3 separate regions of the Homo sapiens genome follow, and all the other regions are linked to region 1. Evidence: chromatin loops called from intact Hi-C (ENCODE). Cell type or tissue: Calu3. All regions are shown on one strand.

Region 1 (8,000 bases):
TAAGATCTGAAACCATAAAACTCCTAGAAGAAAGCACAGAGAAAAAGCTCCTTGATGTTCATCCTAGTCTGATATTTTGAATTATCACACCAAAAGCTTGAGGAACAAAAGCAAAAAATAAACAAGTAGAACTACATCAAACTAAAAGCTCCTGTACAGAAAAGGAAACCATCAACAAAAAACACAGCCTACAGACTGGAAGAAAAATTTGCAAACCACATATCTGATAAGGGGTTAATATACAACATGTATAAGGAACTCACACAATTCAATAGCAAAATAATAATAATGTACTAAGATTAATTGATTTTAAAAGGGGCAAAGAACCTAAATAGAAATTTCTCCAAAGAAGACATAAAAATGGCCAACAGATACATGAAAAGATGTTCCATATCACTAACCATTAGGGAAATGCAAACAAAACCAAAATGAAATATTATCTCACAACTGTTAGAATGACTATTATCAAAAAGACAAGAGACAACAAACGCTGGTGAGAATGTGGAGAAAAGGGAACCCCGTACACTGATGGTGGAAATGTAAATTGGTATAGCCATTAAGGACAACAGTTTGAAGGTTCCTCCAAAAATTCAAATTAGAACTACCAGGAATCTCCTGCTTGGTATATATTCAAAGAAGATGAATCCAGTATGTTAAAGAGATATCTGCACCCCCATGTTTGTTGCAGCATTATTCATAACAGCCAAGATATGGAAACAACGTAACTATCTATCAATGGATAAATTGTGGTATGTGTATGTGTCCATATGTGTACATATATATACGCATAGACATATATACAGACAGACACATACACACACACACACACACACACACATAGTAGTATGAGTCAGCCTTGAAAAAGGATATAGTGCCATTTGCAACAACATGGATGAATCTGGAGGACATTATGGTAAGTGAAATAAGCCAGACGTAGAAAGAAAAATACTGCATGATCTCACTTATATGTGGAATTTTTTAAAAATGCCTATTAGAACAGAGATTATCAGAGACAAGGAAAGGGAAAAAATGGGGAGAAGCAGGTTAAAGCATATAAACTTGCAGTTATGTAGGATAAATAAGTCTGGAGATCTGATGTACAGCATCAGGACTATAATTAATGATATTGTATCGTAAACTGAAATTTTGCTAGGAAAATAGATTTTACGTGCTTTAACCACAAACACAAAAAAGGTAATAATGGCAGGTGATGGGTGGGTTAATTTTCTTAATAGTAGCAATCATTTTACTATGTATATTTATATCAAAACAGCATGCCGTATACCTTAAATATATACAATTTAAAATCCACTCAACAATGTTAAATATGTGAGAGAATGATTTTATTTATATTTGAATTATGTCCTATCAGTTGAATTATCTCATTTGTATGTGTAATTAAGGGTGAGAAAGTATGCTTTAGTGTGATTTATTCTAATAAAGATATGATACGTGATACTTCAATGAAAAAAAAAAGGAAAATGCAGACGAACTCACATAAGTAGCTAAAAAATGTGAAGGTCATTCCAAATCAGTCAATACTAACACCACCTTTAAGATGAAAAGATTTAAATTTCTATAACAAGAATTCATGATTTGAATAGCATACATATTTTTCTCTGAGAAATCTATCCTAAATAGATCTGAGGACATCTTTTCTTTTTAACTGATGCAGTTATTTGCTCACATCAACATCATTGATGTCATGTAGCCCTTACAATAATATTTGTTAATAAAAGGCAGCCTCTGTTGAACTGACATCATTTATACTTTACTTACTACATAAGAATAAATGGTGTTTCTAATTGACTAAAAATGTAAAATTGTTTCAACTTAGTCAAATAAAGGGGAAAGAAAAATTAAATCTAGAGTCCATGTAACGATAATCCTATGAACAACCTTACATTTTACAACAGCTTTCAACACCTTGAAACATATACACATATTACAATTTCAACTGCTAAGTTATTAAATTAACAAGGTGATACAGCATCCTACTGATAAACTGGAACTCAAATAAAATTGCCTGGATTCAAATCCTAGGTCTACTGTTTACTATCTGTATAACATGGGAATATTATTTAACTTCTCTGTGCTTCCGTGTCTCCATTTATCAATAAAATAAGAATAATAAGAAATCATGCCTGGAAGAGAGGTTTTAACCACAAAAAGAAGTGATACTATGTGTAGCACAGAGTAAACACTTTAAAAAAGAACTTTTGCCCATTTTCTCACACTAAACAGAATTTGTCATATATTTTGGAAATAAGAATGAAGAGCTCTAAGTCAGAAAACTAGTATTAGAAGCCCCAAATTCATTCAAAATCATAATTACTTCTACATAAAGTACTTTCTGCAATCTGATTATAATCTAATTTAACATTAAGATAAATAAAAATTCTACTGTCAGGGTGATTTTACCACAGTTACTGTAAAAGAAAAAAAAATGAAACACAAGGATCCTTCCTCAAAAGATGCACAAATAAAATTTGGAATCCCTGTATTAACAAAACAGGTTTGTCTTTAACAGGAAATTTACTGGGGAAAAAAATGTACTAAGATTAATAGCAAAATTTAAGTATTTTAAGATATTCAAAGTTAAAGTGTTGGTGTCAGTCAAAATTATCAACATTTGTTACAAATGACATTACTCTCTAGAAATAAAGAATTTTCAGCTGACTACAATGGGCCTAGAACTAGTTACATCATAACCTAATAGAGCCATTCAATTATCTTATGGACTATTTTATTCTTTTTTCTCATGAAGAAATTAATACAAGTGACAGAATGTAACAAAAAAGTCAATAATGTAGAAAGCTTTTAATATATTTCATTTTGGCAAATGATCATATACAAATTTCAAAAGCCAAATCATGATGATTTCATTTATTTGTTCTATATGTATATGATTAATAAGCATTAATTTTGTTTATGGAAATAAATAAGAGAACTCTATTGTTCTATAAAGATTTGAAATGTAAACACTTAGCATTTCCTTCAACTACTGACTTCACAAATTATTTTGAATGTTATTTCAAATAACACTGTGAATGCCAGAAAAGGCTAGGTAAGCAAAGCACTCTACTGCCCCCTAACGAAAAAAACTTTAAGTCAGAAAACTCGATTTGAGGTATCTGTGGAACAGGAAAATAATCTCACTTTGCTAAACACAGTAGACAAACACTAAGACAATTAACCAAAAACAACTAGAATACATATCAAAATACTGCAGGAAAGCTACAATCACCTAGTTTTTGTGATAAAATTAATAGCAAAACAGGAAAGCCTCGAGACAGAAGTGTTCTAAGAAAGGAGACCACAGTCAAACAGTGTTATCCAGTGTGATAGCAATTAAAACTTCACTGCAGGCTGCATTTTTCATTTGTATGTTAGAAGTGAAAAAGAAGATAAGGAGCTCCTTATAAACCGTACTCTTCAGTGAATTACAGTAAGTTTTCAGTACAACAGCTCAAAAGTAAATACAACCAAAATAATCCCTCACAATTTACAGTGATTCTAATCCTCCCAGTAGTTTAATATATGTATATTTTCAGGATAACTACCCTATAAAATACACATTTATGAGAACTGTACCCAATGCTTCCTGTTTTAAACCAACACCAACTTCATAAGTATGACAGTTTTGTACTTTAAGATACTTTATATCATAAACTAAGCAGTGGTAACTTTTAATCTCCCTTTTTGTAAAAGCTTTCCTTTCCTTTAATAAACTTGTTTTTTAAAACATGCTCTATACCCTCATTCCTTTTTACTTAATATTCCAACCTGTGAAGAATTCTCATTTCATATTTGTAAATATTTGAAAGAAAAGTAGTTTGTGGTCCTTAATAACAGGAGTCACATAAAAATTAACATAAGGAATAAGATGAAGAGTACAAAGAATAGAATACCAAATCATAAAATCAAGGAGAAGGTAAACAAGAGAAAGAGCAGTAATTCCAGGCAGCAGTTCATTGAGGAAAAGAGGTATAGTAGTTAACTGTTCCTTTACAGCTAGGGCACACCATAACACTTGGAGATGGCATGCTTCTGCCTAGGTGATGGTAGCTCTATACCTCATTATGTGTCTGTCTATTGTTTAGGAGATATAAGACACAGGCACAAAATGTGTACAATGCCATAGAAGAGAAAGACAATACAAAGAAGTCACTTAAGTCTACATACAAGATGAAAGAGAAATATCTTTTATGTATGTGTGCTTCTCCTCTTCTTCCTCAGCATATTTGTTAATGAAAATGGTGCTCTAGCTCTGCAAGTTATAAGATTAATCAATGTGCATATATGCATCTATCCAAAATCTCAAAATACAAACACAGAAAAACATAAATGTACTCAAGCTCATATTTCAAATGAGTTAGATTTCACATCTAGATATTCACATCTTCCTGAATAATCTGAATGTCTTATTAACATGGCTGTCTTACTAGAAGCATTACTCTTTTATTCCTACTGCCTAAAAATATAACAGACACATAGGCATACTTTGAAGATGTAACAAAGAAGCTAGAAGGACTTGAGAATCCCAAAGACAAGCATTGCTGAACTCATGATGCTTAAAGCATATCCAATGTATGTGGTCAAAATAGTACACTTCCAACATACAAAATGCTTTTAGCTACGCAGACTTAACATTAGGTAGTCACGAAAAATAAAACAAAGGAAGTATATAGCTACTTGGAATGTGCATGTATGTATGTATTTTCACTCATGGAATAGCTCCAGTCTATGCTAGTGAGTTCCAGATCATCATCCTACACCTAAAGGAATAACTTACTCAGTTCACAGAAGAAACAAAAGGGACTTTTCAGGCTCTTTTTCCCCTCCTAATTTCCAGTAAGGATACATGTGAAAAATATAATCAAGAAAAAAGGGAGAGGGAATGCAAGGAACAAGGGAAGAGGTAATAACTTCATCAGGAAATAAATTTAGTGAGAGCTCTGAATTAAAACAAATGGATTGATTTCTTTATTTTAGCCAAAAACAAAAAAGTTTTATTGATGATGATGGTAGTAGCCAGCATTTATTGAGCACACGCTGTAATACTGGGCACTGGACTAAACACTTTACATATACTAGGTATTTAGTCTTCATAAAAATTGTGTAGATAGATACTATTACCTATATTTTACAGATAAAGAAACTGAGAATCAAAGATTAAGTAATTTGCCTGAGGTTACACTACACTAAACTGCAGAGCACACAGTAGTCCCCCTGCCCACTGTGGGGGGATGCATTCCAAAACTCCCAGTGGAGGCCTGAAACCATGGATAGTACTAAACCCAATATATACTGTTTTTTCCCATATATACAAACCTATGATAAAGTTTAATTTATAAATTAGGCACTGTAAGAGATTAACAACAATAATAATAAAATAGAACAACTACAACAACATAGTGTAATAAAGTTATGTGGACGTGGTCTCTTTCTCTCATCTTACTGTACTGTACTCACCTATTTCAAACGGCAGTTGACCGCGGGTAACTGAAACTATGGAAAGTGAAACTGCACATAAAGGGAAACCACCAGACATACTCTAATAGCTTGACTCTAACCACTAAGTTCATATTACGTTCCAGTGAAAATGTGTGAAATAAAATGATACTTTTGAAACACTGTAATAAACTAATACATTATATGTAAGACTCAAGTCAATTCCACAGAATTTTATAGTCATATAATCTGGGCTAGATACTTCTTAAAGAAGCCAGAAACCTGCATAATAGAATGAATAGCGAAAGTTTTAACAAAAAAGTAATAATATTCCCATCCTTCAATTCCTGTTATAAATAATAACATTTCTTCCATTATTCTATTATCATTCAGTCACTGTAATCTCCTGCCTCAGATCTTCTCTAATACCTCATTCTCAATTCTATTTTGTCTTAAGATGAGATAGTCTTATCTACTTAGGAGGAAAAAGTCACTCCCCCTTTTCTACCTTAAAAGATAATCCATTACAGTATAAAATATGATAAAAAGCTCTTATCATATCTGAAAGATATATTTCCCTATATGCCGCAGTAACAAAAAGTATTTCATAGCAATGCTTTGATCTTTAATAATCACGTTCAAGTTGTTCTGAAATTAATAATAAAGTAAAATCCTGTGGTATAAAAAAAATTGTAGGCCGGGCGCGGTGGCTCACGCCTGTAATCCCAGCACTTTGGGAGGCTGAGGGGGGTGGATCACAAGGTCAGGGGATCGAGACCATCCTGGCTAACACGGTGAAACCCCATCTCTACTAAAAATACAAAAAATTAGCCGGACAAGGTGGCAGGCGCCTGTAGTCCCAGCTACTCGGGAGGCTGAGGCAGGAGAATGGCGTGAACCCCAGGGGGCGGAGCCTGCAGTGAGCCGAGATCGCGCCACTGCACTCCAACCTGGGCGACAGCAAGACACCGTCTCAAAAAAAATAAATAAATTGTATTTCTCAAAAGCTGGGATTTAAACACATGCAGGCATACTATACTACTACACACACAAAAACACAATTCAGGTCACCATCATATTTATTGTTCCAGGCTCTAGCTGGACAACAAACAATATTCTCTCTACCACATATATTCAGCTTAAAACATGAAACACTCAGGAATATCTGCAAATACCTAAAACATTAAAATCATAATTTTATATGGTCTTCAACAATTTTTTTTCACTGCAGAATTTAAAAGAAGACATTATGAAATGTTTTTGTAAGAAAGGCACCTTGCAAGATAAGCTATTTCTGTCAAAAAAGATCCACTTATTAATAACTGTTTAACTGAATTATGTTTAAATTCTAAATCCAGAGAGCAAAGACTGCTAAGAATAAAAAGTTTAAGTCCTAACAAACAAAATACATCCTTTTAATGGGATACCATTTCTTACCTTTGAATCTTCATTGTTCACTCCGAGTTGTAACACAGCTTGAGGAGATTTTAGTTTTGCTTGAGCAGAGTGAGCCATCTGAAGGTTAAGCTGCCATCCAACGGTCTCTAGCTATAAAAGACAGGTGCAGATTGGAATCAGATGGTACAGAAGGAAGAAAACAGTCAACTTTAAGCAAATCTCCACTCAGCAGGAATGTATATGGATAGCCTAGGCTTCACAGAAAGTCAGTTCCAGGGCTCTTTTAACCTGCATACTCTGCGAATTCTCCCTTTGGGCTTATTAGATTGGCCTCCTGCCACGCCTGTCAAATTTAACAGCAAAAGTCATCTTTAAATATACTCTATTCTAAAAATAAAAAATTCTAATACCAAGCAATGAAATATATTAAAAGAGCCAATGGTTTTTAAATATTAAATAGTAAATTACTATTTTAAAATAGTATTTTTTAAAACTAATGATTTTTAAATAGTTACAAATTTCAACTAGTAAATTGCATAAATTGGTGAAAAGCACTTTAATGACTTCCCACTATCTTCCAAAATCTTTGCGTAGGTACTATACAGGTAAGATTTGCTTTTTTTCTTTTTAATTTAGAGGGAAACTAAAGTATCCAGATGGTAAGAGGTTCACACCTTTAGACACAATGAGATTGAAACAGGCAGAGAATTGATATCTACTACCCAGCAAGTGTTACGCAACAGACTATCATACTTTCCAAGGTACTCTTACTATCGTTCCCAGTTATGACAGAAACTAATCAGAACATTTCCTTTGAATTTATTAGTTAATACAACAGCAAAATTTTAATCAAGTAAGACAAAAATAGTAAAGGAAGACTAAGGCAGAGTAACTTTTCTTATAAAGTATTGAGCACAGATGTGACTTTATACTGAACTTCACAGCTCTATGGTGCCTCCAGCTTCAGAAGTGTAAGGTTTTAGATTTAATTTCCTGTAAATCTCAAGTATCAATATTTAGGGAAGTTTTGTGAAATGCAATTGTCATATGCCTCTGAGAACATGACCCTAATAATAGATTTAGTAAAACTACCTTAGCAATACTGGGTAAGAATGGCAGGCTCACAATTTTTCCTTGACTAGAATACT
Region 2 (8,000 bases), 320 kb before region 1:
CTGCATTATGCCTAACCTTTTGGACGTATTAAAGCATGTCATTTCCAGTCTTACAGCCTCTTGTTATTCATAAATAATAGATAGCACTGGACACAATCATCTGACATTTGTTAAGGTAATAAATATACCCTAAGTGCTGATGGGTCTCGCACTCCATGATTTAAAAGCACACAGCAGAAATTTAATGTAACTTAAAATGTCTCATGTAATTCTATGGATTTGCAGATTCAGTTCAACTCAGCAGATCAATAAGCACAGAGCTCTGTTGAGTGAACTGTTGTGCTAGGCATCTTTTATTATTATAAAGCAGGACCTTACTTTGGTGAATGACACATGAACTCAAGTCCCTCTTTTCACCCCGGGAATATAAAGGAGAAGAACCTTCGTGAGTTTCTTTTCTCTCGTCTAGTCATGCAGAGATGAAGGTAAAGATTTTGGCATCCCCTAAACCATTCTCAAACGTTGCTTAATAGCTGTAAGTTGAGTTGAGGGAGTGGGTTTTGAGATGATATTAGATGCAGGCCTTTAAAGGAAGCCACTCTGTCCAATGGTGGGCTCCATCAAGCATTCTGCTTCTTCTGCACTTGAGAACCAGTTATGCCTGGGCTGACCCAATCTAGGACATACGTGAGCTCTGTGGTACCAACCACTATCTGACGGCCACAGTTACAGAGATGAGGAGTATTAGAAATTCTCCTCCAAGTCTTCCTACCAGAGCAAATAGAGACCACAAGCATTGTTTCAGCAGTTTTGGTGCAAGCAAATTGGGTTGATTCTTTTGCAGGAGTAGCAGCCCAGTATTTTGAGCTATATGCCATGCTTTTGACAGATACTAAGGGAAAGTGTTTGTTAGGAATTTGATTGTCTTTCCAATAAAACAAGGTCGATTTCTATTCTTTGTCAGAGCATGATACCCACAGTAAAGAAATTATCCAATGAGACCTTAGATATGTTTTCTGGAATATTATTTATGTTATTTCAGGACAGCATGTCTCAAGCTTTAGAGAACTTAAGAATCATCTGGAGTTCTGGTTTCTGGGCCTAACCCAGAGATTCTGAGGCTGAAACTTTGGGCAGGACTTGAGGATTTCTGTCTCTAATTAGTTCCAGGTGATGTTAATGCTGAGTGGCACTGATTCAGACATTTTCCACGTTGCTGATGGGCTGTCTTATTTAAGTTCACTAGTCAAGGTTTTGTTGTAGTTGTAAATCCTTATTTTTACACTTTTGGCTAACACAGTTGAACCCTACCAAAGTGTTGCCTTAAAATAGTCTAATCTTGGACCCTGTACAAGACAGGCAACTTGTCAAACATTCTAGAAATACTGTCCTTACATTATTAATTGAGCATTAACACGTTTTCTGCACAATGCCAACTGCTTTGTGTTCATTTATTCAACCTATTTAGTCCTTCCAACAATGCTCATCTTATAGCCAACACTACTGGGGCCTGGAGACCGAGTGACATACCCAAAGTCACACAGTTAGCTATTTGTAGAGCCAACACGCAAACCCAGGTCTTTATGAGCTCAAAGTGTATGTTCTTAACCAGTAACACCCAGTCTCATCTTTAACCCAGATCTCAAGAACTACATTTCTAGAAAATTCAAGTTGGAAGATTTAGCAGTATTGAAACAGACCTGTTTCTTCATATCTGTTTTATCTTTGCTTTATAGAGAAAATTCAAAGCAAGTAATCAAATAATCCAAGCAAAGACTTGCCCAAATTTCACAATTTTTTAAGGAGGTCCACTTCTCCATTTTGTGGCTTTGATGCCTTTTGAGAGAGTAAAGGAAAAAGATGGGACCAGGAAGTTGGAAAATAGAAATGCTTTGTCTGGTTTTAGAAATCACTTAGATGTTGTGTTTCTCGTCTTATTTAAGAAAGCTGATGAAAGAAAACTTCAAAAAGCAGGAAAATACGCCTTGCAGACTCTGCTAAAACTTTGCCAATGTAAAAGAATCATTACCTTTACGGGGACAGTAACAGTTCTAACACATGAAACCACAAACCAGCATTCCAGGGCATGGCTTTTAAAAATTATCTTATCATGACTCTTAGTCTAGACATCAGCCCGTGCTCTGGCTGTAGCACTCCCATTGGCAATGCCATTTCTAAAGCAGTAGAGCAGTGGAGGAACAGTGAACTGAGCGTTCCCAGCACACAGGGAAAAATGAAGCTGTTTCTTCTCTAAAAAAATGAAATAGAATGAATTCCAGGCTCATTCTCCCTTCTATCCCTGTGATGACATCCCAACCAAAAATGCATCACTTTTAAAGGTGATCGAAGTGGAAGTGGGTTCATCTACAGTCAACCACTCCAAGCATTATTTCAATATGTGAGTTTTAAAATAGCTTCTGAATTCAGGACATTAAACAGCCAGGCCAGGAAGCTACCTCCACTTTGGCATGGTCAGTCATTAACTTTATATATCTTGAAGACCATGGCCCCTCCTGGTACCTAATCTGTAGCCTGCCAGGAAAAACACATACATACACACACACGCGCACACACACATGCACACACACACACACACACACTTAAAGGAAAAGGAAACTTTAAGTTATAAACTCCAAGCCTATTTCCATGGCTGCTGGCATGTCAGTTTATTCCTAAGCCATCTGGTTCACATTATGCCGTAAGACAAGAAGAAGGCTGCTTCCTGCCCAGATAACCACAGAGAGTTCCCATTTCACTTTCAGCGTGGTCACCTCGACTGGCTGGGGTGTGGCTTTGAGAATAAATTGTCTCCAGTTAGGGTTTTTCCCTTGTTTGTTTTCTTCTCTTCTTAATAGGGATTACAGCGGGCCCTGTGTGGTTAGCGGGGCGATGCTTGGCTAGTGATTAGTTCATTCATTTATACTGTCTTGCAGGACCGTGAGCCTGGAATTTTGTTGCAGTAAGATTTGCAAACAAGAAAAATTGGGCTGTTAGATTCCATTCACTCAAGTTGTTATGAGGATTTCAAGGAAATTGTAGGCTTGTCTTACTATAAAGCAGAATCAAGAATCTATTTTTAGGGGATGCTACTCCGGGGCTTTTCTTGGTGTTTTGCCATCTTTCTTAGCTCTCAGACCCAACACAAACCCTCTCTGGCTCAGTGATGGAGGAAATGTCCATCCTCCTTTTTGCCTTTGCATATTTCTCTAAAGGACACAGAGAGGCTTTGTTGTCTTTGTGGTCACCGGGTCCACTTTACACAGATGCCTATTAATCACTTCACTATGGAGACAGACACATCCATCATATCACAGCAGCTCAGAAACGGGCCGTCCAGTGAAAGGGGGTGAGAGGGGAAAGTGCACACTTAACCATTTCGAGTTAGGTTACTGGTTGCCTGTGTCTTACACGCTTAGGGTGGTAATTGGGGTGGGGGTGAGTAGAGCTCTTCCTTTGTATTTAGCTTAATAGGTGTGATTAATTTTACGTATTTTTGCTTGTCTGTTTGCTTCACATTTTGATAGGACAGATAACATCTCCCAGCTATTTGTGTAAGGTGCAGGGCATTAGTATACTTTAAGATTGAGAGTTTTAATTTTAAAAACAGTAATAATAAATGCAGGTAGACTAGCTGTGCTTTTGATGCAATGATACTGACTCTTTGAAGCCAAGAGTTTTGCGATAATGGATTCAATGTGGAACAGAGCAAGCCGAAAGTTAGCTTTCTCAGGCAAGAGAAACTGCAGATAAATTAACCAAGAACTTTCCTTCTATGAGTGGCAGATCTTCTAAACCTCTTTTTTAATCATTCAAGGCTGTCCACAGCCTTCCAAATGGTATTTCTAGCTCTTGCTCTTGTATTTTCTCTACAAGTGCTCATTCATGTATGCATTCCTTTACTATTTATTTAAAAGATATTTACTGAGCACCTTTCTGCCTGAAGATTCAGTGGTGAGTTTTAGCAGTCTAGGTGAGAAAAACAAGTATCATACTAGTGATGATTTTAGAATAAAGGGAATGCAGAGCTCTGGGGACACTTTAGAAGGAAGAACTTAACTGGCCTAAGGAGTCAGAGAAGGCTTCCCCATTTAAGCTGAGCCCTAAAGATAGGGTCTGATGAGTGGGAAAATGAGTAGGGACATTCCAGGCAGAGAGAACAGCCTGTATGAGAGCCATGAAGCAAGCTTGAGTATGGAAGGGTGGCTCATGCCTCCAGCCTAACAGACTAGAAGGGAGTTAGACCATTTGCTATTACTCACTACGGCCTTCCCTTTCCTTCCCTCCAAGGCTCAGTTCTTGTTGCTCTCTCTGCTCCAGCTAAGATCCTGTGCATCTTTAAGGCTTAGCTCAAATGCCATTTCCAATGTAAAGCTTTTGCCCACTGTTGAAGCAGAAGTGATGTAACTCATGACATAGCCACACTTTGGACAGAGTTGTATGCAAGCACTTGCCTTCTTCCCTGCTGGTTTATGCCTCATTCATCATTGTCCTTCCCCGACACCTAGTGCAGTGCTTGGTAAATGTTTGCTGAAGGCAGCCACAAAGATGCTTGGAGCCAAAACCTTGTTATACTAGGAGAGTGATAATAAAGAAACAACCCAACCCTAAGTTAGGGGAAAACATCATTTCTAAAGCAAATTGTCTCAGAGCCTGGTGCTAGGTTCCCTTTGCACGGAATAGTATCCATGAGCAGGACTACTAGAAAACATTTTTTAAAATAAGGAATGTAGTGTTTGATATTTCAAAATTTATTAACATGGTCATCATAGGAAAAGTCAGAATTGTATTGGGCTTCCTCTTAGTTTTCAGTTTACAATTGTTCTTATTTTGAATCACATGTTGCAGGGTCTAGGGGCAGGGTCCTTCATAATCTTTTCATTGCTTTGGACTCTAAAGAACTTCAAATTTCCTCTCTGAGGTCTCCCTCCAGCATCTGAAAACTCTCACCTCAGGAAAAAAAAAAAAAAACAGTGGAGATTCTATTCTTTCTCAGTTCTGCCAATTTAAGACATGATTTCAGAGAAATCTCTAAGCCAGGGTGTGCCTTGCTTCCTGCAATAGGAAGGTGGAAAGACTAACCATTTAGCACCTTATGACTGGTGAGAAATAGCTGGTGGTTAATGAATCAATGCAAAGGATTTTTCAAATACTGTTTTCATTACTAATGCCCCATTTTCAATTGGTAAGAGCAGAAGAGGATGCAGGGGTTGGCAGAGGAAGGAATTTCAAGACCCTAGGGTAGAGAAGCCAACTCTGATTGTTCTCTCTGCAGTGGGAGGATACCTGCGGAGGGGAGTACACCACCCTCCAAGGGCCCTTTACTTGCCCAGGGCTTCCAGGCAGCATCTGAAGCAAGGGATACTCAGCTCTAGCCTGTTGCCCTTTGCCCTTTGCCCTTTGCAGAGATGCATTTTTTTTTTTTCTAATTATTCAGTTCCACTGGGGCACTCTGTTGTTGTAAATAACCCATTTATCGTCATCGACTCTTTTGGATTTTTCCCAGAACTAATTTCATTTTTGAAATAGTTTCTCTTCTTATTGTTTTGAGCAAATACTGAGCACCATTATAGATTTATTTTTGTTTGTCTGATAGATGCTACTATTAAAATTCTTTTATATGATTGGAGATAGAATTTATTTCCATGACTTCAAAAGCAAGGGTGATAGTCACTCTAAAGATTACCTCCCAAGTTTAGAAGTTCATTTAAAAATAGCTCTACAATGTATTGAAAACCCATTTATTCAGCCATCATTTGTTGAGTTACCCAACTAAGAGCTCTGTGGATGGCAAGGGTTATAAATGCCGAAAAAATGTGGTACTTGCCCAGGATTTGCACTCCACTGAGAATCCAACTATAATTGCCAACATTTTCCACTTCTGTTGTTTTAATTATTTCAAAATTCAGTAACTATAGGCATCCTGAAACAGTATGCATTCCCTTATATTGCTTCGAAATCTCATATCACCTTTTTGACTACATTTAGAAGGCACGAAGTTTGGACCTGGAAGCACAGGTCTACTCCTCTCCCATGGGAGACCAATAGCAAATGGAATCCAATGGAGCAGCTGCGACTATCACTTGGAAGCCCTCTGTGAGCCACTAACCCACCACTTCTCCTTTGTGGCTTCTTTTGAGCTTTAGATTTGTCCAGCAAACTACAGCATTTAAGCTCTTTCCTATTTTTTATTTCCTTTGATTCTTGTAACAATCCAGTAAGGCAGTAAGATTAGGTGTGTTCACCTCATGCTACAGATAAAAAAACTGAGGCCCAGAGATGTTAAGTCACTTGCCAAAAGGTCACCCAGCCAGTAAGTGGGAGCCTGCAATTCCAAGCCCACTGAGATCTTCTCTAGCTGCTTTTATCACCACTACTGACAAGTCTGCTGTTTCCAAGCCTTCACAATGGCTATTCCACAAAGTTGACTTGATCATTTCTGTGAATGCTTCTTTGGCCTTTTTCATGATATAAGCAGAAAGCTTTAAGTTTGAAAGGCATTTCCAAAAATAACGTTTACCTTATCTTCTTCAACTGCACTTTCAACTTACTCTCTGATCTGTTTCCATCTTTGGACGTTTCTGAATTTACACAAGCAGATGAGGAAAGCCCTCTGCCTCCCCATGGATAGATGAAGACATGCAAAAATGTTTTTAAGGCCACTCTTTATATAACAAAATGAGACGGGGGAAAAAATCTGTCTGAGATACCATTTTCCTGAAAGGTCAGATCCTACTTAACTTGTTAACAACCAAAAACCTGAACTCAAATATCATCCACTAAAAAAGAGTTCTTCCCAGTGAAAGAATAAGTAGCTTTCATGAGTCTAAAATAGCCAAGGACCTTCAGACATGAAAGAAGAATGATATTTGGGAGCTAAAAGTAAGGCTAAGAAGCAATGGATACATGTGAAAAATTTGCAGTTTTCCCAGTGAAACCAATGAATTGCTCTAGCTTTACTCTTTCCACGTTCCTTTTAAACTGAGAGGGCAGTTTAAATTGTAGAATGCCAAAGTCAATTGTAAATAGCTTCCTATTATAATACACATTTATTGGGAATATCCAGTCCCCCTAAATTTGGTAGCCTGGAAGGGTTTCATGAAATACTCATTGCCATGAAAAAAACACCTAATACACCCCCACCCCATTACTGGGGCCGTCTAGCCTGTGTTCAACTCCCACTGAAATCACCAAGTCAATGAGAGAAATTAAAACCATTTTATCCACAGGTGTACATTTTTGTGCAATTATATGTAGGGGGTTAAAAACGGTGTTCGGTAGAACCCCATACATAATCAAAATTGAAGAAAAATCAGTAGCTATTTTAGCATAATAAGGAAATGCAAATTTAAGAAAGAAAATTTTCATTAGCACATTTCCTTGGTGAATAGGTACTAAAATATATTTGAATGCAGGACACCCCACTGTTTGGGGAGCTTCACACATAAAAGGTGTGAGTTACAGCCAAATTTCCGGCTGTTTTTTGCTTCTCAGTTTCTACCCCTTAAAAGCTGATGGAGATAAATCTGGAAATATTTGAAAAGTATCACATTTGAAAATTATTTGATATCTTACCGTCTTGTACACTCTTTCCTTATGGTGAATTGCCTTGACTGCCTTTTATTACCAAGGGTATTTGTTGGATCACAGAATCTTTATTTCTTAAGAGATATTTGCTGCTTCTACTTAAGTCACAATCCTTTGTCACAGGACAATCATTTCCACAGCAACCAACTGTGATGTCACAATTGAAGGGAGGAGGACCCTTAGGAAGGAAAGAAAAAGAGAATGTACTTTTCAGGCTAAGGTTTCTGGGTTTTAAAACCATCACTTCAGAAATCAAAATATTTTAGCAGAAAAACCCCCATGAGAAAGCTTCAAGGTCTCGGCTGTGACAAAGACAACATTTCAGTAGAAGTTTAAGGTTGCGTGTTGTGGGCTTGGGAAGGGGTAGAGATCTTTATTTCCTTTCATTCTAATTCTGTGCCACTGATACCTGCCAGTAAAATACATGAAACATATTCCAGAAAGAGTTGATTTAGTAGATGAAAAATGCGTCTCCC
Region 3 (8,000 bases), 220 kb before region 1:
TACCTGAAAAACTTTTTTGAAATGCACTTCCTGGGTCCTTACCCCCAGAAAATGAAATTTGACCTATTGGGGGACCCCAAATACACATGTTTTGAAAAAGTGCTTTAGGAAATTATCATATGTATTTGACACATGACCACCCTGCCACCTCCTACTGGACAATCACTGATGTTATCTAACTCTTTCCTTTTATACATGGCCCACAGAACAAAGGTGATTGATTTGCCTAAGGCTGCACAGCTAGTTAATAGTAGAGCCAGGAAGAGACTTGAGAACATTTTGATTCCCAAATGAGCGCTTCTTCTGACATTACCAATGCTTCCCCTTTAACTCTTGTTCTTCTGGAAATGATCATCATCATCATCATCATTATCATCATCATCATCTTCACCAGACATTCTACTGGCCACATTACATAAAATTATCTCTCGTATTTGCAACAGTTCTATAAGGCAAGTATTATCTCCATTTCTCACTCCCTGTCCACATTGCCAACCTTTGCATACTATGCATCCTGAGACTCAGGATCTGCCATCACCAAGTTCCCCTATATCTTTTGTCCCTTTTCATAAGGTCTCTTTATATCTTGCCTTAATGGAAATTTGGCTGTCCCCTTCATCTGCAGCCTCTCAAATGGAGACAATTCCTGTCCCACCTTATTCTCTTTATGTCAGACTGAAAGTGGAATAAATGTCACATTGTACTTTGAATTCAGTTATCTTCTCCCCTCCTTCAAAGCCCCTAGATCCTCTGAAATTCATGTCTCCAAACTTGACCATCTGCCATCCATATCTGCTAAACTGTCATCTACCAACTCACTCCCTTCATTCATTAATAACTTTAACACCTGTTCCTATCCCCTATTCCCATCACCATTCTTGGTGACTTTAACAACCTTGTAGAATAGGGACTCATGGAATACCTTGCCATCTGAGTTCCCTGACCTCCTCACCTCCAACAATCATTAATCTCTATTTCACCTAGGCCACACTCTCATGATTGTGTCCCTAACCCTGTCACCACCAGTTAAGGCACCACTTCCAAAATCTGTATGTCAGTACTCCCCATGCTCTGAAATCAATCCATTGACCCTACTGTTTTTACGTCTTTATAAATATACAAAAAATACATTATATATGTTCTTCTTTTTATCCTCACTTACCTTCTTGTTCTGCTTAATTCCTTTGTTCACCATTATAATTACTGCTTTGTGCATTCTGCTGTTTTTCTAACCTTTCTCTTTCTGTCAAACTCATCTGGTAAATGCACATTAAAGATTAAGTCCATATCCACGTATCTTATGACTACACCTGAGGTGCTCAAAGTTCTGGCAGAAAACACAAAGATGCTAATAAGTTTATCTTCATCACATTACTGCACACCCAAAATAGGCACTCAGCACACCTGGCAGTTTTATGACACTTCTTTAATGTGCCCACTTTGTGAAAATATTTTCTTCGCATCTTCCCTTTTGTCCTTAAGCTTTATAAATGGCTAGCTTGGCATGGATTCCCCTAAAAGCCATGCCTGAAACAAAGACTTACCTGAAGGTAGTTTTTATAAAAAGTGATCAAAGGGATCCAGAGACAGGATCCGAGGAGTGAAACAGGGGAAAGGCAAAGATGCATAAGTGAGTGGGCTGCTCCTAGGACAACAGATGGTCAATTCCATGGGACCTTCTAAAGATCCTGATAGGATGCAGCTTTTATTTATCTGCTTGGGGAGTAAAATGGTTCAGCATTTATCCATAGGATCCTGCCTTCCATTGGTCAAAGGTGGTTCTCGACACTAACTTCCTCACATCTCCAGGCTGTCCATGGGTGAGTGCCCAGTGGATTCTACAGACATTCTACACAGCAGCTTCAGAGGGGTCCTGGGGCAGACATTGCCACACTGCTGCAGAGCAAAGCTGTTTTGACACCTGTGCAGAAGTGGCCACTGTAATGGTCAGAAGAGTAGGGAGTGACACTGGGAGGATTTGAAATGGGGCACAGGAGATATCCCTTGTACCTCGCATATCTGTCATGGACCCTCTAAACCTAATCTGAGTCTTTTTCAAGGCTGCAGCCTTTACCAGGACTTAGTGTAAGAGTATGAGTGACACAAGTTCTGATTCCCCTGCCTCAGCTGATCTCAAGACCATACTTGGTATACACCACTTATTTCTACCACCCATTCTCCATTTCCCTCATCCTCGGTCAGCATTTAGTTAGTGTAAGTTGCTTGTTTTGTGCAGTGACAGAGACCCTTATCCCCAAGAGGTCTGATCCCTTACATACCCTTCCCATGCCATGGTTGTTGAATTGTGGGTCTGCCATAGTTATGAGGCAAGAGAACACTGAAAGTCACTCCTGTAGATATCCCGAGGTTCAGACATAGACCTCTCTGCCCTCACTGGCTAGCTAGCAGCAATCCAACTCCTCAAGTCAATGGAGTCTAGCACAGTGTGAGGACCACTTCGGTGCTGGCCTTGGGGAGAAGGTAAGAGAGACAGATGGACCAAAAGTTATGCATAGGAGTAGTATGGGGGCCAGAGACCTTAACAAAGAAGGGCCTATCATTTCTTGAGGACCTACTATGTGCCAGGTAGTTTGGGTGACTTGTCATTTCCACACGAGAGCGCCACCGTTATCCTCATTTTCATAAGAGGAAAATAAGTTCAGAGCAGAGAACTAACTTGTTGAGCCAGAGTCACACCCAGACTGCCCAAGGGGGTGAAGCCTACCAGGCAGGGCTCCTTTCAAGGCCCAACCTGACTAGATTTGCATGCAAAATACATAAGGAATCGTGTACCAAGACACTGCCAAGGAGTCAGATCATGACATGGCCAGCCACAGGGCACCTGCAGCCTCTCCCTCTGTCCTTCCTCCAGAACACCTCTTTGCTTCTTTTGGGTGTGAGGTGTCTTGGGCAGACCAGTAAAGTGTGATTCTTTCAAATCCATCCTGTAAACGCACCTTTCTCCTTCTTAAAGTCTCCCTGTCTTCCCAGGAGCCTCCCTATGCACCTTCAGGAACAACACCCAAGCAGGGTGCCTGTCTGCAAGGGGTGGATCCAGTCCGCGAGGCGGCGTAGCGGGCCTGGGTCTGGCCCCGGGCCAGCGAGAGCTGCGGCCGCCTGCTTTCTGTGGGAGCAGCGACAGCGCCGTAATGACAGCGCGGGCAGGGCGCGGGAAGAGTGCGGGGCGGACCCGAATTAGAAGCGCGGGCTCTCATCAGGAGATGCAGGGACCGTGGCCAAGTCCCGGGAGCGTGTCGGGCCCACTTGAAAGCACCAGGCGGCTGGGGAAGAGCAATCAGATGGAGGAGCCCTAAATCTGGAGCTGTTTAGGGTAGACAGCAGCCGCCGCAAGGGCACGCAGGCAGGCAAGGAGCCGCCGGGGCTGGCTGCAGTCGCGCGAGGGCCGCTTGGAAGGTGACGATGGATTTCAAGAGCGCCACCCGGAGGAGCCCCAGGACCTGCGGAGGGAGGGAGGCCGGCCTAGGCAGGCCTGGGCGCCGACCTCGTTTCCCGCGTGCCCTTCCCCACCTCCTTGGGTTGCCCCTGCTGCCCTTACTTTTGTGAGAGCCTCAGCGCCTGCCGCGGCCTTCTCTCCTTGAGTCGCTCTTGTTCTCTAAGGCTTGCTGGCCCCCAGGGCCATTGTTCTTCCAGACGGCGGCTGGAATAGGCTGCAGCTTCGGCATCCCTGGGGTGGTAAGAGTCAGGGCTGCTGTTGAGTGGGTGCCTCCTCTGTCCAGGCCCAGCGCTGGGAGCACCCAAGCTTTACAAAGGCAGCAGAGCAGGCTTCCCTGCGCCGGCTCTGGGCCAGACTCCCTGCCTGGACTCTGGCCACTTCTGCCACTTACTGGTTGTGAGACCATGGACAGGTCACTTAACATCTTTGTGCCTCAGTTTCCTCCTCCATAAAACAGGGATGCTGACAGTGATGACACTACTTTCCTTTCAGGGTTGAGTAGAGAGTCCTTAGAGAGGTGCAGAGCTGACTTGCGTTTTGAATCATGTCATTTACTCCTTGGAACAATGTGTGAATTGTCACATTTTATAAGGGGAAACTGAGGCTCCAAAGTGAATAGGCACTTGCCAGATGACACATCTAGCAGGAGCTGAGATCTGAAACCTACACTTTGTGACTCTAGGATCCATGCTCTTTTTGGTCTTTCAAAATCAGAAGCAGAGAAAGAGACAGAACGACAGGTAGACAGGCAGAGAGAGCCCATGCAGTGCCTGGGCTGGCCCTGGACCCTTGCCAGAAGCAGGGATTCCAAGTGGTGCTGCTTCACTTTTACTTCTACTCAGTATCCTGGGAACCAGACCAAGATCTGGAGCCAAAATTCCCACTGCAGAACGAGAGGCTCCAAATTAGATGCGTACAAAAATAGACATAGACAGGTGATCTTTCCCAGCTCTTTCTTTCTCCCCTTCCACAAACAGGGCTTAGTGATACCCTAGCCACCTACCGAGAAGCCATGGGCCCTGTGGGAGAAAGATGGGGCACTGCGGGGTTTATACTAAAACAGTAGTTGCAATCTAGTTTCAGAATCTCATCAAAGTCCTTCTCTTGCCCTTTTTAAGGCTCTGTTTCTAAACAGAAACCAAGTGGAGGAAAAGAGATTGTAGAGTTTCAGGACTTTGCAAAGGCTCCAAGCATTAGAGCATTCTCTAAGCTCTTCTCCCAGTTCTTGCCTTTCTTCTCAGTTTTCTTCTTGCAGCCCTGTGCCAAGCATTCAATTAACCACCCTGCTCCTGCCCCCATCTCAGCCAAATGGGTACCAGATGTACCATGTAGACGTCGGACAAAGTGGGATAGAAAAACTTTACTCAGACAAATTGGCAGAGAAAACACAATTAGTCAAAGCAAACAGAGCTGAAGCAGCAGGCAAGCCAAGTGTCCAGGAGCTCACCTGCAACACATTTCCAGGAGCCCCTCAAAAACCATTCATTTCAAATGGGGGCCATATGCAAGCCCCTACCCAGCAATGACAGGCTCTGAGCATAGCAAATCAAGAGTCACCATGCAAGGGGGTGGGGAAGTGAAAAGAGATGAATTTGCTTGTGTTCCACCCTGGGGTCTCCAGGAAGGATGTAGGGCCTGTGGCTGCTGTGAAAACACAAGAGCTTAGTGCAAAGAAGCAACCAGAAAATTGGCCCAGCTCCTTCCTGATCTTGCAATCTAGACCTCCAGCTGGGGCCCAGAATTGCAATCACTGGAAGAGGAAGGAACAAAGGCCCAGTTTGAAATAACTCTTTCTTTGGGGGTTCTGCTCGGATCCCTCAGCTGAAAATAACAGCCATCACCTTGGGGGGCTCCCTAATGGCCTGCCTACTTGGAGCATCAGGCAGACCAGGAGAAGCTTCTGCCAACAGCAAACACCCAGAGCCCTGGGTGGTTTGGTCCTGCCACTACCTGCGAGCAGCAGCTGAGATGCAATACTCATTCACCCTCCACCAACATTACAGACACTAAAGTGAGAATTGCAAGAATTGCCTCTTATCTCACAGAACAGCACAGTGCCAAGAAGCAGTGCTGCAAGCTTGGCCTTATATCAGACAGATATAACCTCAAATTCCAGTTCCACCTCTTATGAGCTGTGCAATCTTGAGCAAGTTACTGAACCTCTCTGGGCTTATTTCCTCATTTGTAAACTGGAGATAATACACATAATACACTTAAAGTTGCAAGGAAGATTAAGAGAAATATGCACATGTATGGTGTTGAACACATCTGGCACACAGTCAGCACTCAATAAGTGGCAGCAGCTGTTGTGCTGGGCTCACTGAAAGGACATAAACACCTATAGAAATAGGGAGGTAGGAGAGAGAGGAGTGAATATGAGGAATAAATCTGTAGCTGAAAGGTGTGAGAAGATAAAAGAGCTACAGTTGGAAAAAAACATAGCAAAGTGTCAATAGAACTACGTCATCCACACCCACTTACAAAAAGAGGAACTGAGCTCTCTAGCTTATTAGCAGGGGAAATGTTCTATTTAAAAAACCAAACTAGCCCAAAGTACACATCAACTGTACTGCATCCACATAGTGGAAATGATCACCCAGCTCTGCACTTTTCCTATTGCATAGCCTTGCATGATACCTGAGCTTGGCTCCCCTTGCATTTCACCAACAAGGCCCATCTTTTATTTTTCCTACCTATAGAAATGATTCCAGATGAAAAGTGGTGGGTGGATTACAACTAGAAAGGAAGGTATCCCAGTGTTCTTTTGGAGGCTCAGTCCCTGGAGGTGGTCTTGGCTGGTGGCCTCTGTCCATAGATCTGATACCACCACAACCCACCAGTGTGTCCCAGCATCTGCTCTGTTCTCTTCCCCAGAGCTAACCAGGGGACCTCAGGACTAACAAGGATAGTAGCAGGAGGAGGAGCCACATGGCTGAAACCTGGGAAAACCAGGCCAACTACAATCAGTCCATGGAGCTTGTATTTGGGGATTTTGTTTAACAGAGCAACAGTGAATCTCAGTCTGGAAAATTTAGCTTTATTTTCTTCAAACTTAGAAGTCCAACTCTGAGCTGCCAGTTCAAGTGTCTGGTGAGAGATTCAGTCCAGTTGCTGTTGGGGCCCCTCCCTTCCTAGGCTGCACAGGAATCTGGGGAGGCTTATCTTGCTCAGAAGATAGTGAGCAAGAGTCTCCAATTGCCTGGACATCCAGGTTGCCTCTCATCTCTTATGGCCAAACCCACAGCAATCCCTTGAAGTCTGATGGCTCTTCACTGAGTGACAGATTCACTGTCAGGCTGGGGGCTGAGGAGGCAGGGCCTTGGGCTCAGCCTGCTTATGTGTAGGTGTACCATGCTGCCTTCCCCTCCAAATTTCATCTCCTCCTTGGGATATGGCTACAAAATGGTAATGTGGTTTTACTCTCTCCCTCCCCATAGCTCCAAAATAATTTAGTCAAGAGAAAAATCTCTCCTTCTTCTCACTCATCGACCACTTAGGCTCTATAGTGGTTCAATGGTATTCCCCTGAAAGTATGTCCACTTGGACCCTCAAAATGTGACTTTATTTGGAATAATATTTTTTTTCAGATGGAACTAAGGTAAGGATCTCAATATGAGATCGTCTTGGATTAGGGTGGATCCCAAATCCAATGACAAGTGTCCTTATCAAAGAAAGCACAGAGACCCAGTGTGGAAAGCCACGTGAAGACAGAGCCAAGGAATGCCTAAAGTTGCCAACAGCCACCAGGAGCTGGGAGAGAGGCATGAAACAGATGCTTTCTCAGAGGCTCCAGAACAAATCAATCCTGCTGATACCTTAATTTTGGACTTCTGCACTCCAGAGCTATGAAATAATAAATTTGTGTTGTTTTAAGCCACCAGGTTTATGGGCAATTTCTTAGAGCAGCCCTTGGAAATCAATACAGGCCTTTAGTATTCTTTAATTACCTTAGACTTTTGCAAAGGACAGCCTTTTATCTTCCATAGCTTTTGCTTTCTGCCTTGCAAAAGCTTCTGTGGCACAGAAATGATAAGACCCTAGATCCCTGCTAACAAGGGCAAGGAAAAAAGTACAAAGGAACACATGCAAACTAAATTCTCAATACATTATACTGACCCCAAACACTTATGGAACCTTTACTTCAAAAAAAGAACTGCGATGAGTGGTGTGTGAGAGGACACAGAGATTAAGCCATGGAGCACCTGGGTTAAATTTGGGCTTCCAAAGAGGTATATTGGAGGTTGGAGGTTTGCAGGTCTGATCTAGTGACATGGTTAATGGGTCATTTCCCCAGGAAGGAAGTCTAAGGCATCAAGCCAGGAAAATATACCTGGCTTCTGAATTTGCTCATCATTCTCATAATATGTTGCTGTGAGGAAGTTGGATCTATCTGGAACCAGTGGCCCTGGTGGGAGCTTTTGACCCAGGCAGATAGAGTAGATGTGAGGTACAAGAATAAAGAACATAGCTAAGCCCTGTCTCTCCTTCCTTTGGCTCCATTCCTGGGTATTTATGCCTGGGATTGATATTGATCCCAAGTAGTGCA

What was found. Hi-C counts contacts between places; a loop is a spot of excess contacts. Peaks named below come from ENCODE experiments on the same cell type or tissue, not always from the same donor. Only the 100,000 strongest peaks of a DNase experiment are listed, where the experiment ranks them.
Region 2: it touches region 1 in a loop (2.4-fold over the local background); 6 of 110 quality-filtered maps call a loop at or near these places.
Region 3: it touches region 1 in a loop (4-fold over the local background); 9 of 110 quality-filtered maps call a loop at or near these places.

The regions. Positions count from the first base shown.
Region 1 is chr5:116,133,070-116,141,069 of GRCh38, reverse strand. It overlaps COMMD10 (COMM domain containing 10), which reads right to left. Exons shown (of 7, transcript NM_016144.4): 5 at 6,892-7,002. Among named protein-coding and RNA genes, the nearest start is that of COMMD10, 52 kb to the right of the region's middle. RefSeq lists a silencer at 5,416-5,465. In Calu3, a CTCF peak has its summit at 3,066; a DNase peak (open chromatin) is centred at 3,089.
Region 2 is chr5:116,449,330-116,457,329 of GRCh38, reverse strand. The region is part of intron 18 of SEMA6A (semaphorin 6A); the gene reads left to right. It overlaps SEMA6A-AS1 (SEMA6A antisense RNA 1), which reads right to left. Exons shown (of 3, transcript NR_109879.1): 2 at 7,513-7,702. Among named protein-coding and RNA genes, the nearest start is that of SEMA6A-AS1, 5.8 kb to the right of the region's middle. RefSeq lists a silencer at 2,547-2,626. In Calu3, no CTCF peak of the experiment used is centred here; DNase peaks (open chromatin) are centred at 2,756 and 3,219.
Region 3 is chr5:116,356,953-116,364,952 of GRCh38, reverse strand. No RefSeq gene overlaps it. Among named protein-coding and RNA genes, the nearest start is that of SEMA6A-AS1, 87 kb to the left of the region's middle. RefSeq lists enhancers at 3,449-4,245, 5,340-5,489. In Calu3, no CTCF peak of the experiment used is centred here; a DNase peak (open chromatin) is centred at 3,092.